Regions from separate parts of the Homo sapiens genome. Here region 2 is linked to region 1. A link is a loop called in an ENCODE intact Hi-C map of the cell type or tissue named here. Cell type or tissue: IMR-90. All regions are shown on one strand.

Region 1 (8,000 bases):
ATTGCAGCTGTTTTCCCATAGTTACCACCCCATTTTATATACCCAACATTGCCAACATTCATTATCATCTGGCTTTTTTTTATTATAGCCAAAGTGGCATCTCGTGGTTTTGATTCGTATTTCCCTAATAACTAATGGTATTGAATATCTTTTGATGTGCTTGTTGGACATTTGTTTTTTGGTGTTTTTTTTTTTTTGTTTTTTTTTTTTTTTTTGGAGAAATGTCTATTCAAATCATTTGCCCATTGTTTAATTGGGTTATTTGAAGCACAAAAGTTTTAAATTTTTATGAAGTCCAGTTTATTTTTTTCTTTTGTTTCATATGCTTTTGTTGTCATAGCTAAGAAACCATTTTATAACTGGAGGTCCTGAAGACTTACACATATGTTTTCTTGTAAGAGCTTTATAGTTTTAGCTTTTACATTTAGATCTTTGATCATTTGTGAGTTTATTTTTCTATATGGTAAGGATCCAACTTTATTCTTTCTTTCTTTTTTTTTTTTTTTGAGACAGGGTATCACTCTGTCACCAAGGCTGGAATGCCGTGCAGTGGCACAATCTCGGCTCACTGTAGCCTCAACCTCCTGGGCTCAAGCGATCCTCCCACCTCAGCCTCCTATATAACTGGGACTATAGGCAGGCACCACCATGCCTGGCTAATTTTTGTATTTTTTGTAGAAATGGGGTTTTGCTGTGTTACCCAGACTGGGCTTGAACTCCTGAGCTGAAGCAATCCACCTGCCTTGGCCTCCCAAAGTGCTGGGACTATAGGTGTGAGCCACTGCCCCAGTTCCAACTTTATTCTTTTTTGCATGTGAATATTCAGTTGTCTCACCATCATTTCATGATAAACCTAATTTTTTCCCCATTGAATTGCCTTGGTACCTCTGTATAAATTTCACCTCAAAGCATGTCTTAGAAGGCTGTCTCCTAAACAGAGGCTAATTGGGGAAGGAGGTCTCTCTAGACATAAGTCTTATATTCAGCCTTCTATTTACTCTGAACAAATAGGGCTTTTAGAATTAACATGCTTTCTAATTATAATCCCTTTGGAAATGTCATTTCCTTTCTCTTTTAAGATACTAAAACTTCAATGACAATTTAAATTTCTTCCTGACTAAAATAATCTCAATAGTATTGATACTTTAGCATAAATCAAATAATGAAAAATAGATTAAAAAAAAAAAACACGTTTCTAGTACCCTTTACCATGGATACTTCTGAATGGACCATAGTGACATAGGTTCCCTGTCTTACTGTGACTAGTCATTATTGGAACTTTTAGGCCTTCAGAGCCCTATAACTAGAAATTAATCACAGTGTCATTTCTGTTATTCTCTTGTTCAGGAAGCAAAACTTTGCACTCAAATAAATTCTGCTTCTCTTGCAGTCTGATAGCCACTACTCGAGCCACTCCAGTAGCAATACTCTCTCCAGCAATGCGTCAAGTGCCCATAGTGATGAGAAGTGGTACGATGGGGACCGCACAGAATCCGAACTCAACAGCTATAACTATCTGCAAGGCACCTCTGCTGACAGTGGCATTGACACCACCTCTTATGGCCCCAGCCACGGCAGCACAGCCTCGCTGGGGGCTGCCACATCGTCACCTCGCTCAGGGCCAGGCAAGGAGAAAGTGGCACCCCTATGGCACAGCTCCAGTGAAGTAATCTCCATGGCAGATCGGACTTTGGAGACAGAGAGCCACGGCCTGGACCGGAAAACAGAGTCTTCCCTGAGCTTAGACATACACAGCAAGAGCCAAGCCGGCTCGACCCCTCTGACAAGGGAGAACAGCACCTTCAGTATAAACGATGCTGCTTCCCACACAAGGTAACCACCCTTCCCCGCTGTCTGATTCCCAGCCCAGACCTAAGCCCAGTTCCCTGGCCTCAGCCCACTTTACTTTGCTCAATAGTGTATAAGGAAAGGAGGTTTTTCTGCAGTGACAATTATTTTTATATGTTTAATGCCCTTTATTTGCCTTCAAAATACTTTAATCCTGCAATTTTAGTGCATTATTTTAAACTGTGAGAAAATTTTGCAGATTTATTCTTTTTAAAGTTGGATTTGATTTTTAAAATAATGTTCCTGGCTACTACAATTTGAGAGGAAATTTGTAATTTTGTAATGTTGGCTTTCGGTGAGTAATAGGGAATGTATACTGGGACAAGCTTTTGAAGACTATGTTTTTAAAATATTGACCATATTGTTAAAAGACAGAGGTCTTTTCTGAGTAACAGAGCATCGTTTGCGATGCCAAGCACGTCCTTTACGTGCCTCTCAAGCCGAGAACCTCACTTACCTGATATTTACATTGTAACTTTTTTTCAGTAATTGGCTCCTGGCAGCAATGGGTTGAGAGTGGGGGATGTCCAATAGAAACGTGTAGCTAAAATTAGACATACCTTTCAGAATAGGAAAGTACACATTCCCCTGTATCCTTGGAGATCACACCTCTAGATAAAATAAATACTATTTGTCGTTTCCTCTTGATTGGAGCCTAAAATCCCCAATGTGACAAGATCCACATAGGGAAGAAGCATTCCATCACTGTCTTTTTAGGCCTGTTGATCTCTGTGTGGTTTCTCCTTTTATCTTCGATTGTTGTCAGTCATTGATCAATGTGTGAGACCATCTAACCTTGCTGTCTTCTGGGTCTGCTATGATTATGACCGCAAGAAAAATAGTAGAGGCTGGGCGTGGTGGCTCACGCCTGTAATCCCAGCACTTTGGGAGGCCGAGGTGGGCAGATCACTTGAGGTCAGGAGTTTGAGACCAGCTTGGCCAACATGGTGAAACCCCGTCTCTACTAAAAGTACAGAAATTAGCTGGGCATGGTGGCAGGCACCTGTAATCCCAGCTACTTGGGAGGCTGAGGCAGGAGAATCGCTTGAACCCAGGAGGCAGAGGTTGCGGTGAGCCAAGATCACACAACTGCACTCCAGCCTGGGCAACAGAGTGAGATTCTGTCTCAAAAAAAAAAAAAAAAAAGAAAGAAAGAAAGAAAAAGAAAAGTAATAGAGAGGCTTAATTTAGTTTTTATTTTTCAAATGGAAATCTAGGCACATAATCTGTCAGTAAACCCCAGATAACCTTAAGGAGAGAGGACATCCTCTACTTAATTTGGATTGCTTTCACTTGACCAGCTAAGTATTTTGTTTTCTCATGGAGTCTCTATCGCTACTTATCATTGAGCTTCCCTTCATTTAAAATGTCAGGCCCCATGGAATGAAGCCTTTCACTAGTTTTGTTTCTGTTTACCACTACCACATTGCAGATCTCAAAATGATGGTGATAGGTCTGGAAACTCCATGGCTTCCAAGCAAAAGGAAATTGGGAAAGTAGTCTCAGTATTCTTGAGTACTATGTATTCCGTTCCACAATTCAGAAAGTAGATTGTTTGATTCAAATGGTATAAGAGATGTGTTTGCCAAAGTAGAACAGGAAGTGGGCATCAGATGCCATAACCATATAGACAGAATCACACAAGACAGAATGATGACACTCGCTGGCTGTTCTTGGCACATCCCCATCTCAGTAGACTGTGCATTGACTTAGAACATTTTGCATATCTGAATAGTTTCTCTCTGGTTTTTAAGTTTAGTTTGACTCCTATTTCTTTGGTTTTCAATTTGTCATTTTGAAAGGAGGATGCCTTTTTTTAAGAATGTCTTCCATCTGAAAATATTTCTCTGGTCCAATGTGATGGCAGAAGAAAGTTGGTTATAGAGATCTTGTCTCAAATGGCATCACCATGGAGTGAGATTGGAAAGAGCTGGGCCCCTGAAACCAAAGCACAGAATGTGCGGCTGTGCCATTATCTAACAAATCCCAGGGGATCAACAAAGCTCCCTGAAAAAAGCATCTGGGTTTGCATTATCTGAATGTGCTGACTGGAGCTGCCTGAAGGCCTCAAAGGATTATCTAAATTTTCTGCTTCTAACTGGAAGAATGCAGAATCATTGAAATCATCCTTTAGAAATAACTCTCCTATTGAAAGTCAAACTTACTAGAGAAGAGAAGAATGTGGCCATTCAGGGAGGGTGGCAGAGCTTCTCACCCACTCATTTGAGTCACATTCATTTCTAGACTCTGGTAAGTAGGGATGTTTTGAGACTTTGGTATGTTGATCTTGGCAGAGTGAGTTGGATAATCAGAGCTTTAGCAGCCTGCCTTTTCTGGAGGAAAGGGGACTTAGCCACCAAATGCACATTGCTATAGAAAAACTAAAATCACAGCAAATTAGAGTGTTTGTGTCCTCAGAAGACAGGAACAGCAATTAATGTAGAGATATCTTGACAGTGCTTAAAAGAGCTTGTACCTGGGACTCAGTGACAAAGTCTAAATTACAGTGATTAAGTTTCACTGCATCTTTCTGGCTGGGCTCCATTCCTACCTTCTCTGTCCTCTAGTCTCCCTCTTGATGATCATGCAGATCTTTTGTAGCTCCTCATGAGAGCTACATTAATACAGGTTGGTAATTACATAGAGTTGCTATATTTGAATGTCATTAAAAGAAGCCACACATACTGGTAACTTTCTATAACTAAAAACGTCTATTAATTGCTCTAAATTATTGCTCCCTAGAATATATGTGTATCTTTATGAAGCTTGGAAATTTAGGGAGAAAATTTATTTTATTTTATTTTTTGGTAATGGCTGTTTCACTTTCAGATCTTAAAATGAACCACTGAAAAAAAAAAGATTAGTGGTAAGCCTAGGAGAGGTGAAGATAGTAGTAATTTAAGGACATTCTTAAATTTAAGCAGCATTCATTTTCTTCTTAGCGTTCTGGCCTTGGCAGTAGGCAGTGCCAGTTTGTGTGGCAATCAAGGACCTCCTCAGTTAGTCCAAAATCCTCTAGACCTGCTGACCAATGCTGTTTCTGGTGTTGGAGCTTAATTTGAGAACACACATGAGAAAGCTAAAAACCCTACCTCATGCTTGCACATAGATATCTCTTCTGTAACTGACTGACCTGACTTGTTTTGGTGTCCACGGTTGTTAGCCAGCTATTCTCCAGGTCTCCTTCCTCTTGCTTCCCTAAGGCCCCCTCAGACACCTGTAGCCAATTACTACCCACTTATGCGATCACATATACCTTTTTACTGCCATCTAGTCAGTACAAGAGGATTTTTCACCCAATATGTTCATCCTAAGTATATTTGCATAGGCCGTGCCAACATGAGCATAATAGATTGATACTCAATACATGCCAATGAGCAAATAGGAATAACTAGCTGGGCACGGTGACATGGGCCTATAGTCCCAGCTGCTCAGGAGGCTGAGGCAGGAGGATCATTTGTACCCAGGAGTTAGAGGTCAATCTGGGCAACATAGTGAGACACTGTCTCAAAAAAATGAAAGAATGACTTTTCTTTATGTTTTTTGCCTGATGACTCAAACCAGTTCAAAAGTTACATAAATCCTCAACTCCTGGCTCTTAGAAAACCACTAACTATTTTGAAGGTTATTGTACAGATGCATCAGTATTTGCACAGAGCTGCAGTGCTTATAGGTGTAGGTATGAGAGCATACATAGAGTCTTTGTGTAGCATGAAGTCTTAGTAAACTGTCATGTCTACATAAAAGTTTGTAAACTCTACGAAGTATGACAAGGAAAAACTTTAGAACAGCTAATATACAAATATCAGTCAGGATCTAGATATATGTTGGTCAGTGTCTGACATTATCACTGGAAGAACTGGTTAAAGACCAAGAAAAATGCCTGCCCACAGTTGTCAACACAGCTCAATTTCATGAATGTGCTTTTTCTGGTTGATGGTTCATGCCACAAAAGCTGTATGTTTCTTGAGAGCTGAGGAAAAGAAAGGCTTCTTATGTGTGGTTTACATTGAACATTAGGACTGCCTCAGGCTACTCTGGCACACTGGGCTGTCTGTGTGCCTCTGTGTATGCCCTGTTCCCTGCACCCTCATTGGCATCCTATGGATGTGAGAAATATGCCTTCCATCTTTGTTTAGAAGTTACTCCGTTGTCTTTACCTGTAACATTTCCTTCTCTAAATCTTTTCTGCCTGGAAATGTTTTTTTTTTTAGTTACTAACAATTAATTGCCTCTCTTTTATATTTTTTCCTTAAGATGAGAATGTTATTTTTCTAAATATTATGGACTAACTCAGAATATGAAAATTCACCCTCTAAAATAACAAAACCAGAACTTCTCTTAAGAGATGTGGTTGACTCTATTTGCCTTAGCCTAGGTTGTGGGTATGGATCATTTTAATTGGCAATTTTTGCTTTGCATCACCGCATACAATAAACATTCACGATTATGTTCTATGTTGCTGTTACATGGCAGAACTCCAGGTGATTTGGCCTAAGCGATCTTGCCACACCTCTTCCAGCTTTTGGGGGTGGTTATTTTATCCAGAACCAGTTACTTTTAGTAACCTCAAAGACTGAAAAATAGAACCACTGAGGAAGAAATTTCAAGTGAACCTTGAGAAAATGAGCCCTCTGTCAAGCCACAGATGCTTGATGCAGATCTCACCAACAAAACATTTTTTTGCTTTGTTCTATGAAGCAACTAATCCATTCATTCAGTTGATGTAGCAAGCCCAAATTCTTCAAGTGTCATTAAATCATAAGGCCAAAAGGAATTCAGAAAGGGCAGAGAGCCCATTCTTCGTCATATGTAAAGCATTCTACCAGGATGAGAATTCATACAATTGTTTTATTGGGGCAGTGGGGAGGGAAATAATCTCAAGAGATTTCACAGCTTTTCTCTCTTTTTTTTTTTAAAGACAGGGTCCCTCATTCTGTCACTCAGGCTAGAGTTCAGTGGTGGCCCTGCAGCTCACTATAGCCTCAACCTTCTGGGCTCAAGTGATCCTCCCACCTTAGCCTCCTGAGTATCTGGGACTATAGGCATGCACCACTATGCTAAGCTAATTTTTAATATTTTTATAGAGACAGGGTCTCATCATGTTGCCCAGGCTGGTCTCATACTCCTGTGCTCAGGCAGTCCTCTCACCTTGGCCTCCCATAGTGCAGGAATTACCGGCATGAGCCACTGAGCCTGGCCCACACAACTTTTCTAAATAATTTCAGTATATAATAAGTCCTCTCCCTTTTCAATATTTAATTCCATTCCTCTAGCTACAGCTCAAATACACAATTAAGAGAGAATAAATGTCTTTTTATGAGCTGAGTGTTTTCTAAACATGAAGATTTTTGACATCTAAGATTCTGAGAACATGTGTTGGCCCTGCTTGCCTTAACCTAGTTATTGGATATAGATTATTGACTATAACGTGGTCATTTGCAAAAAAAGAAAGAAGGAAAATTTGGTATAGCTCTCTACCCCCAGGCAAGTTGGGAGAGGAACATAAGGAAAATAGATTTGGAGCCTGAGACCCTGGTTCAAGTCTCAGTTCTACCATTGGTCAGCTATGTGGCCTGTGGCCAGTTGTACCATTTCACCTGGCTTGTCCCTCATCTGTAATCTAGGAGATGGCATATTGGCCATGGAATACACCATAGGATTTTAAGGTGCACAAATTAAACAGATACAAGCACATGGTGACAAATGAAGATGGCTTACTATTGCATCTTTCAGTTCACTGGCCAGCAAACTGCATTTCAGCAGTCAGCTTGTTCAGATTCTACACAATAGACAGCAGGTCAGAAACTCAGTGGCTAATGGATAAAGCCTGCAGCTGGTAATGTGCCATGTCATACACATTAGCATAGCCTAGTACCACCAAACCAAAATCCTGTTCCACCTACTAAATGGCTGTTTTTACATGTCTGTTGAAAATAAAAAAGATTATCAAATGTATTGCAAACTGTAAATGTCATTTTAAGACCAAAGGTTTTTTGTCATTTCCTTTTGTAAGCTCTTCATCACCTGCCTTAACAATTTTCTAGTGACTTTTCTTTTAACAAGCAGGTATCTCCCACAGCTCTTATAACTACACTTTGTGTGTTTCATCCTATAATCATATTTTCTCTTCTCAAGCATCTGGCTTTGTT
Region 2 (8,000 bases), 120 kb before region 1:
CCTCAATTCCAATGACTCAGCCATGCTGAAAAGCATACAGAACACGCTGAAAAACAAGACAAGACCGTCGGAGAACATGGACTCCAGATTTCTCATGCCTGAAGCCTACCCCAGCTCCCCCAGAAAAGCTCTTCGCAGAATACGCCAGCGAAGCAACAGTGATATCACCATAAGTGAACTTGATGTGGATAGCTTTGATGAATGTATCTCACCTACATACAAGACTGGACCATCACTGCACAGGGAATATGGTAGCACATCTTCAATTGATAAACAGGGAACATCTGGAGAAAGCTTTTTTGATTTGTTAAAGGGCTACAAAGATGACAAATCTGATCGAGGTCCAACTCCAACCAAGCTCAGTGACTTTCTCATTACTGGTGGTGGCAAGGGTTCTGGTTTCTCTTTGGATGTAATAGACGGGCCTATCTCACAGAGAGAGAACCTCAGGCTTTTTAAGGAAAGGGAAAAACCACTCAAGCGACGTTCAAAATCTGAAACTGGAGACTCATCTATTTTTCGTAAATTGCGCAATGCCAAAGGTGAAGAACTTGGGAAGTCATCAGATCTTGAAGATAACCGATCAGAAGACTCTGTCAGGCCCTGGACATGTCCAAAGTGCTTTGCCCACTATGATGTCCAGAGTATATTATTTGATTTGAATGAGGCAATTATGAACAGGCACAATGTTATTAAGAGGAGAAACACCACCACTGGAGCTTCCGCAGCTGCCGTGGCATCCTTGGTCTCTGGACCTCTGTCTCATTCAGCCAGTTTTAGCTCCCCAATGGGCAGCACAGAGGACCTGAATTCCAAAGGAAGCCTCAGCATGGACCAGGGAGATGATAAAAGCAATGAGCTTGTAATGAGCTGTCCATATTTTCGGAATGAGATAGGTGGAGAAGGGGAGAGGAAAATCAGCCTTTCAAAATCAAATTCTGGCTCCTTTAGTGGATGTGAAAGTGCCTCCTTTGAGTCTACCCTTAGTTCCCATTGCACAAATGCAGGAGTGGCAGTACTTGAAGTGCCCAAGGAGAACTTGGTGTTGCACCTAGATAGAGTGAAAAGATACATCGTGGAACACGTAGATCTGGGTGCATACTATTATAGAAAATTTTTCTACCAGAAGGGTAAGTAGAGATCCTTTATTTCTTACATTTTCTTTTGCAGTACTTTCTGAAGAAAAGTACTGTATATTAAGATATTTATTAACAATGTGACATAAGATTTGCATGTCTTATCTTTCTTGATGGTAAAATAGCTAAATAACCATTTGCTCAATTTATTTCTTTTTGCATTTTTTGAGTTACTTTCTCCTTTCAGATATATAAATGTCTTGTATGTTAAATAGTACTTTTACAAATAAAAAGCCCCTTTGACTTAGCGATTGAAATTATAGTCTTTGTTGTACAGTAGATTTGCTGTGTCACCTTTAGGGATAAATATACCAAGTTGAAAATATTTGAAATATAGCTGTTGTTTAAGGATTGCAAAACAGTTTTAATGCTACTTTCATTTTTTATCACTTCCACAGTAAGTACAGGAATCATTTCTTTGCTGCTTCAATGTTGTCATCAGTAGGTGGTAATTATAATATATTCCTGTCCATTTACAGGAAGTATTGTGAAAACAAATTACATTATTTGACAAAAGTCACAGAGCCAATAAGTCTCAGTGCCAAGAATCAAATCTCGGTCTTTGAGTAGAAAAGGCACTGAAGAGAGAAGTACCTTTGACATAAGGGCCACTTCCTTTCTAATCTTTTCTTTGAGTGGGAGAGTAAAAAAAAAAAAAAAAAAAAAAAATATATATATATATATATATATATATATATATGTACACACACACACATATATACACACATATATACACACATATATATTTGAGATTATACACAGTTTTATCTCATACTTTTAAGAAAGACCATTGTGATTTACCGAAAAGTAAGTAGTATAAGTGAACCCTTACAAGCTTTTTGAGCAGCGTTAATTAAGGAATGAGTTTAAGTCATCCAGGTAGACAAACGAGGAAACAGGATGCTTACCCACGAAGGACATACCTCTGTGTTCCATTAGCTAGATTGGTCATCTCTGTAGCCAAGTGAAGAGGCCTGTGGCGAGAGGCTCCCTGTCTGCAAGCTATTCTCACAGTGTTTTGATTTCCACTGTTTTGGGGTTTTGAATGGTATTTAAAATTATTTAAAATTATTGAATGGTATTTAAAATTATGAGTGAAGTTTAGTTTCAAATATAGTACTCATAGCTTTATAACAATTGCTTTAGAATAAAGCATATCTTAATATTACTACATGATAGGTCCCATTCCAGAAGGCTTGTTGACGGAAACAATCTTGTCTCGTGACTAAACATCCATGTCTCATTCCTACATATCTATAGCGTGGGTCTTGGAATCAATATGTATTGCATACCCTGATGTCATTTTTAAACATTTATCTTCTCAGAATAATTTTCTGAAGTTTATATTTTAGAAATTACATCTCTGTTACACTGTCCTTTAAGGTACAAGGTTTCTCATTCTTGCCAACTTGGCATTTGGGGGTGCGATGATTCTTTGTTGGGGTAGCGTGGAGTAGGGGGCTGTCCTGTGTATTGTAGGATGTAGGATGCTTAGCAGCATCCCTGGCTTCCACACTATTAATGCCAGTAGGTTTTCCTCCTCCCTCTAGTTGTGACAGCCTAAAATGTCTTCAGGCATTGCCAAATGTCTCTTAAGAGGTAAACTAACCCCTAGCTGAGAACCCCTGCTTTACTGTACCTGTGCAAATTTTCTGCAGGTGTGTCTGAGCTGTCGATAGGTGGAGGCAAAATGGCCTCCACCCAAAACTGACACTGAAACATATTAGTTATAATCTAATTTATGTAATAATGGGTACTTTTTTCCTATTAGGCAGTATAATAATATTATTATAATAATGAACATTTTGGGTACTTACTGTGTACCAGGCACTGTACTAGGCATTTGCTATGCCACATTTTCTCATTTCAATCTCTTGATGCCCAGGAAGGTAGGTACTATTGTTAACCTTATTTTCCAGTTGAGAAAACTGGAGCTTAAGTGATAAGACTCTCATGGAGCTAGTAAATGTTGGAGCCAGGCTGTCTGAACAGAGTCATGTTCTTAATCACTGTTCTCTGATCTCTGCTAGGTTAAAGAGATGGAGAATCTTAAAGTATTTTATCTTTCAAAAGTCTGGAATAAAAATGTGAATGCCTAGATTCCAGATTAATCCTGTTTGTTCATAATAACCTCATAAATCTAATACCCACTAATCCAGTAGTTACTAACTTGAAGCATGGAAAATACCCTTTTACCCAGCATAATTGGAACTAGTGAATTGAAAATATCAACTCAAGCAGGGAATTGTTAAAAAGTATACATTCAAACTGTTTTATTATCATTAACACATATAAGAATATGTTTGCCAAACTCTTGTGAGACCAAGGGCTTTTCTTTGACAATGATTCTACTCTTTTAAATTCTTAATTGTGTTAATAGGCTAAACCATAAGAATAAAAACATAGAGACTAACAACATAATCTGAGTACAAAATCTTAGATTTCATAAATTTTTTCTCATTTTTTCATAGCTGTCCTGCCCACATTTAATCCAACAGCTTTCTTTTTAATGACTTGCCTTTATTAAGTTTGTATAAAGCCTTAGTTTTTAATAGGAACAACGTTTATCTTTTGTACTCATATTTCATCAGCTTTCATGATTAAATTTCATAATTAAAATAGCAAGTCAATTGGTATAAACAGCTCACTCTTTGTCAGCATGAGGTCCAGCTGGCAGGAACAGAAAGTATGTATGGCACCTAGGGATCACCCACTAGACTGCTAGTGCCATTGGGTATTTGTCAGCATGGTTTGCAGGGAAATTATGAGCAGTGGTTAATCCAGGAAGTTGTTCAGTGGAAGTCAGTTACACAGAGTGGTTACTGTAAGAGCTTTTCTTGGGCCACACAACTTTCAAGTCAGACAGGCAATTTGTTACAGTATGATAATATACCACAAATAGTGGCTCTGGATAACAAAATTTGGAGCAGAAATTAAGCTCTGTAAAGTATAAACTGTACATTTTAAAAATTGTTGTTTATACTTTTATATAGTATAAAACATATCTAAACAAACAACTCTGTCTTATAATAGACAACTTTGATTCACTGAAATTAGCAGACTAACTCATTTTTCCTAATCAGAACCTTAAAGCAAGTCTTCTTGTTGAAGGAGTACATCAGTGTCAGATGTAATTTATCCTCTAGCACCAAGGTGTGGCAGAGCTGACCTGGCTGTCACTCAGCCGCTTATCACCGGGTAGTTTCCATTTGGCTGCCTAATGCATTCCTGACTTCACTGTGGCTAAGTCTCAGGTGGGGAGGGGGTGGAGGGGGAGTACTTTACTAAAGTATGCTATACAGCTGATATTATATGTAAAAATCATATTTGGCTGATGAAGCTATAATCACTTTATTATTATGTTGTTTTTATAAACATTATTTTACAAATTTAGACTTCAGAGGCTATTTTAGTCCAACATAGAAGCCAGGTCCATTGCTGGAAAAATACTGGATCAGTAGAGGAATCCCATTGTTTGTATTTAGTAAAATAAGCAACATGCCATTGATGCTTTTCTTTCCAGTCCTTTCTCATGCCCACTTCTCTTTGCCATTTTGCTAGTGAGTGTATGTTTATATTGAGAACCAGGATTAAATGACAGTAATAATATAGCTAACATGCATCATGTTACTTCTTTGTACTTTATTGAGTTCCTCACTTAATGCCCATTGGACATTAAGGTGGATCTGTACTGGTGATAGAAGTCCAAGTGATAGCCACATCCTCCTTATGGAGGCACAGACTAGGCAGTAGGGCTGCATTCAGATTAACCTGAATTACTTATCTTCCTTTGAGTATGTATGTGTTTTGTGTTATTTATTTATTTATTTATTTATTTATTTATTTATTTATTGAGACAGAGTCTCACTCTCTCACCTACGCTGGAGTTCAGTGGCACGATCTCCGCTCACTGCAATCTTTGCCTCCTGGATTCAAGCGATTCTCGTGCCTCAGCCTCCCAGGTAGCTGGGATTACAGGTGTGCAGCACTGTGCCAAGCTAATTTTTGTATTTTTAGTAGAGATGGGGTTTCACCACGTTGGCAAGGCTGGTCTCAAACTCCTGGCCTTAAGTGATCTGCCTGCCTTGGCCTCCCAAAGTGCGGTATTACAAGCGTGAGCCACCGTACCTGGCCTTTTGTTTTCATTTAGATAGTCACCATGATCAGAGTACTAAGGAAATTTATAAGTGGAAAATACTAAGTTATAGAATAATTATAATGTTGCCTATATCCTGCATAGCTTGTTGAGGAGGAGACCCTTTCCAAGCCATTACTCATCTTGGTTTCTGTGGCCCCACAGGACTTCTTCAATTTTGCACCGAGTGTATAATTGTCTATGAAGTGTGTTCTCCTTGAATCCTATAGAGAGGAATGCATTAATGAAGACAGAGGAGCCCATGGGCTCTTGGCAGTGGCATTTGTTGCTCCACTGATCAACAGTGTTGATAGGCTTGTCTTCATGGTAGGTGGAGTGTTACTCTCAAAGTCAAGTTACTGAAGATGCTGTGATAGGGAAGGGCCTCCCTCTACTGCACACTGCCCAGGAGAAACACAGTATCTGGTCTGAAGCGCATCTAAGAGTATTTTCCCATTCCTTAAAAGAGGGACGACTAATGCTTATGCACCTAAATATTCTTTGGATAACTGTAAGCCACCAGATTTGATTGTTCTTACTGTTCACCTTCCTTCTCCTCCTCCTCCATTCCAAAACACATACAAATCAGGTTGAACAGTGATTGAGGAGACAAAGCACATTTCAGTTGCTGTTTTCTGTCTTTACCTCTCACCCTCTTGTAATCAGCCATCTTTAACATAGTTTCTTTAGAATACCACACTTATCTTGATTTGTACTAAAGTTACAGCTTTAGCACTCTCATATACTCTCAATTTTGCTATCAAGAGCTGTTTTTCAAGTTCCAGTCTGTCAAATAAGCATCATTAAATAGCTGTTATAAATTTTAGTGGATTATTTTTTAGTGCATATAGAACATCAGGGAATATGATTAGCTAAATATATTTCTAAAATTGTGTGCTTATTTTGTTTATTCAGTTTTTTTTGCTTTTTAAAAAATCCTTCTGCTATGTAAATATTAGGCTTGAGAAAAGTACCATAGAATGCCTTACAATTCAGTGTTCTTTAAATATAATTATTCTACTTCTAGTTTTTTGATGTGGACAGTTTTAGATTTCAGATAAATGGTAAACTCCAAGGTCAATGAGTCTGTTCTGCTGAACCATGTTGTGTTCTACGCTGTTGAATTTAGCAGTTATTTTCTGCCAAAATGAATTGAATGGTGAAAGTTTTTATACATATATAATAATTGTTTTAATGCCCTTGCCTTTCATGTTTTTATTGAAGTATTTTTCAATGTAGTTTCATTTTTAAACACTCTATTTATATATAATCTATGTAATTCATTCGAAGGTAGCTCTCTATGTATTCCCTCACAGGGAGATTTGAGGCACTAAATGCCTTCCTGAGAAGCTAAGCTAGGAGTGTGTTTTGCTGCTGTCCTTTTATCTGCTCAGGGCTTCCAGAAGCAAGAAAGCTAGTAGTAGGTATTGTGGTTTTGTGTGTTTGCTCTTTGGAAAGCAGAGGTCCTCTCTTTTCTTCACTGTGATCTCAAAGTCCCAGCGTGGCTCAGCTGCAAGCGTGGCTCAGCTGCACCCTGATCTGGAAGGCTTTCACAGTGCCTGAGCCTCTCAAGCCAGAGGTTTTTGGAAGCTGCTTAAAAGGGCGTGGGCTTCAACTGCTCCTACATGTGTTTTATTTTAAAATCAAGATAGGCCATCAAAGACCACACTAGTTCAACACTTGACTTTATTAAAGGTCATCTTTTTAAGAGCCAGTCATATAAAAACAGAGTTTGTTTTGCAGTAAAGCTGGTGATGAAGACATTTTCATTGTGTCATTCATCAGCCCCTTTAGAAAGTTCACGTGAAAAATTTATTTTAGAATTTGATGCCAGAAGTTGAAACCGGTAGCTACCAAATGCCTGCCTTTCTGATGATAGGTATTTTGTGTGTGTGTTTTGTTTCACTGTATGTCTAGTTTTACTTCAACTCCCAGAACCAAATTTGATGCTCAACTATACAGCTTTGATTATTAACACATCTGCTTCCACTTTCATCTTTTATTTTCCTATTCTGTTTCATTAGCATGATTTATATATATCCTGTATCATTAATGACCTCAATTCTTTTTGGAAAAAGATGATTAGCCTACATTTATATCCAAATAAAACGCCTTTGTCCCCAGGCTTTCTCCTTAGTTCCGGCTGCATTTCTCACCAGCTGTTAATCTGCCTCTACCCAGATGGCTACCTCATTGGCATCTGTAACCCATGTGCAGAGAGATTTGGAGTTCACCATTTTTTCCCCTCCTCATCATTGCTCTCCTTCTGTAAATTAAAGCTTCTTTGATGCCTCCTTTATCTTCATTGTGTTCAACCTACGATCTCTAGTCTACCTTCAAATTGCAGGTAACTTCTGTTCCTTCTGTCCCATTCCCAATTCTTTATGTAACTTCAGGGCCTCATGCTTCTTACCCAAATTCTAGGTTTCTTAGTCCCTTTATAGTCTACCCTGCTCAAAATCTAACCTTTTGTCTTTGCCAGATAGTCCTTTATTCAATCATGTAACAAACATGTGGGTCATCTGAGAGGCAGATGCTGAGACTATACAGGACTGCAAGTGGTTAGGGGCTTGGATGAGAGTAACTTAGGTCTGTGAAAGATAATTTCGCAGAGAAAGGCTTCAGTCCTTCAAAGGAAAGAGGAGACAAAGGAAGATTAGGCAGGGAGAGCCTCAGACCGTGATGCAGGTCTGACAAAGTGTCAGTCAATGCAAAGGGTCAAAAATGAG

The links. A loop is a pair of places that touch in the nucleus more often than their neighbours do. Peaks named below come from ENCODE experiments on the same cell type or tissue, not always from the same donor. Only the 100,000 strongest peaks of a DNase experiment are listed, where the experiment ranks them.
Region 2: it touches region 1 in a loop (2.4-fold over the local background); 3 of 110 quality-filtered maps call a loop at or near these places.

The regions. Positions count from the first base shown.
Region 1 is chr14:71,707,832-71,715,831 of GRCh38, forward strand. SIPA1L1 (signal induced proliferation associated 1 like 1) reads left to right here. Exons shown (of 24, transcript NM_001386936.1): 17 at 1,391-1,833. Among named protein-coding and RNA genes, the nearest start is that of RGS6, 220 kb to the right of the region's middle. In IMR-90, no CTCF peak of the experiment used is centred here; DNase peaks (open chromatin) are centred at 4,090 and 6,620; H3K27ac peaks cover 2,879 bases.
Region 2 is chr14:71,588,241-71,596,240 of GRCh38, forward strand. It overlaps SIPA1L1 (signal induced proliferation associated 1 like 1), which reads left to right. Exons shown (of 24, transcript NM_001386936.1): 5 at 1-1,130. Among named protein-coding and RNA genes, the nearest start is that of SNORD56B, 190 kb to the left of the region's middle. In IMR-90, no CTCF peak of the experiment used is centred here; DNase peaks (open chromatin) are centred at 1 and 3,891; H3K27ac peaks cover 500 bases.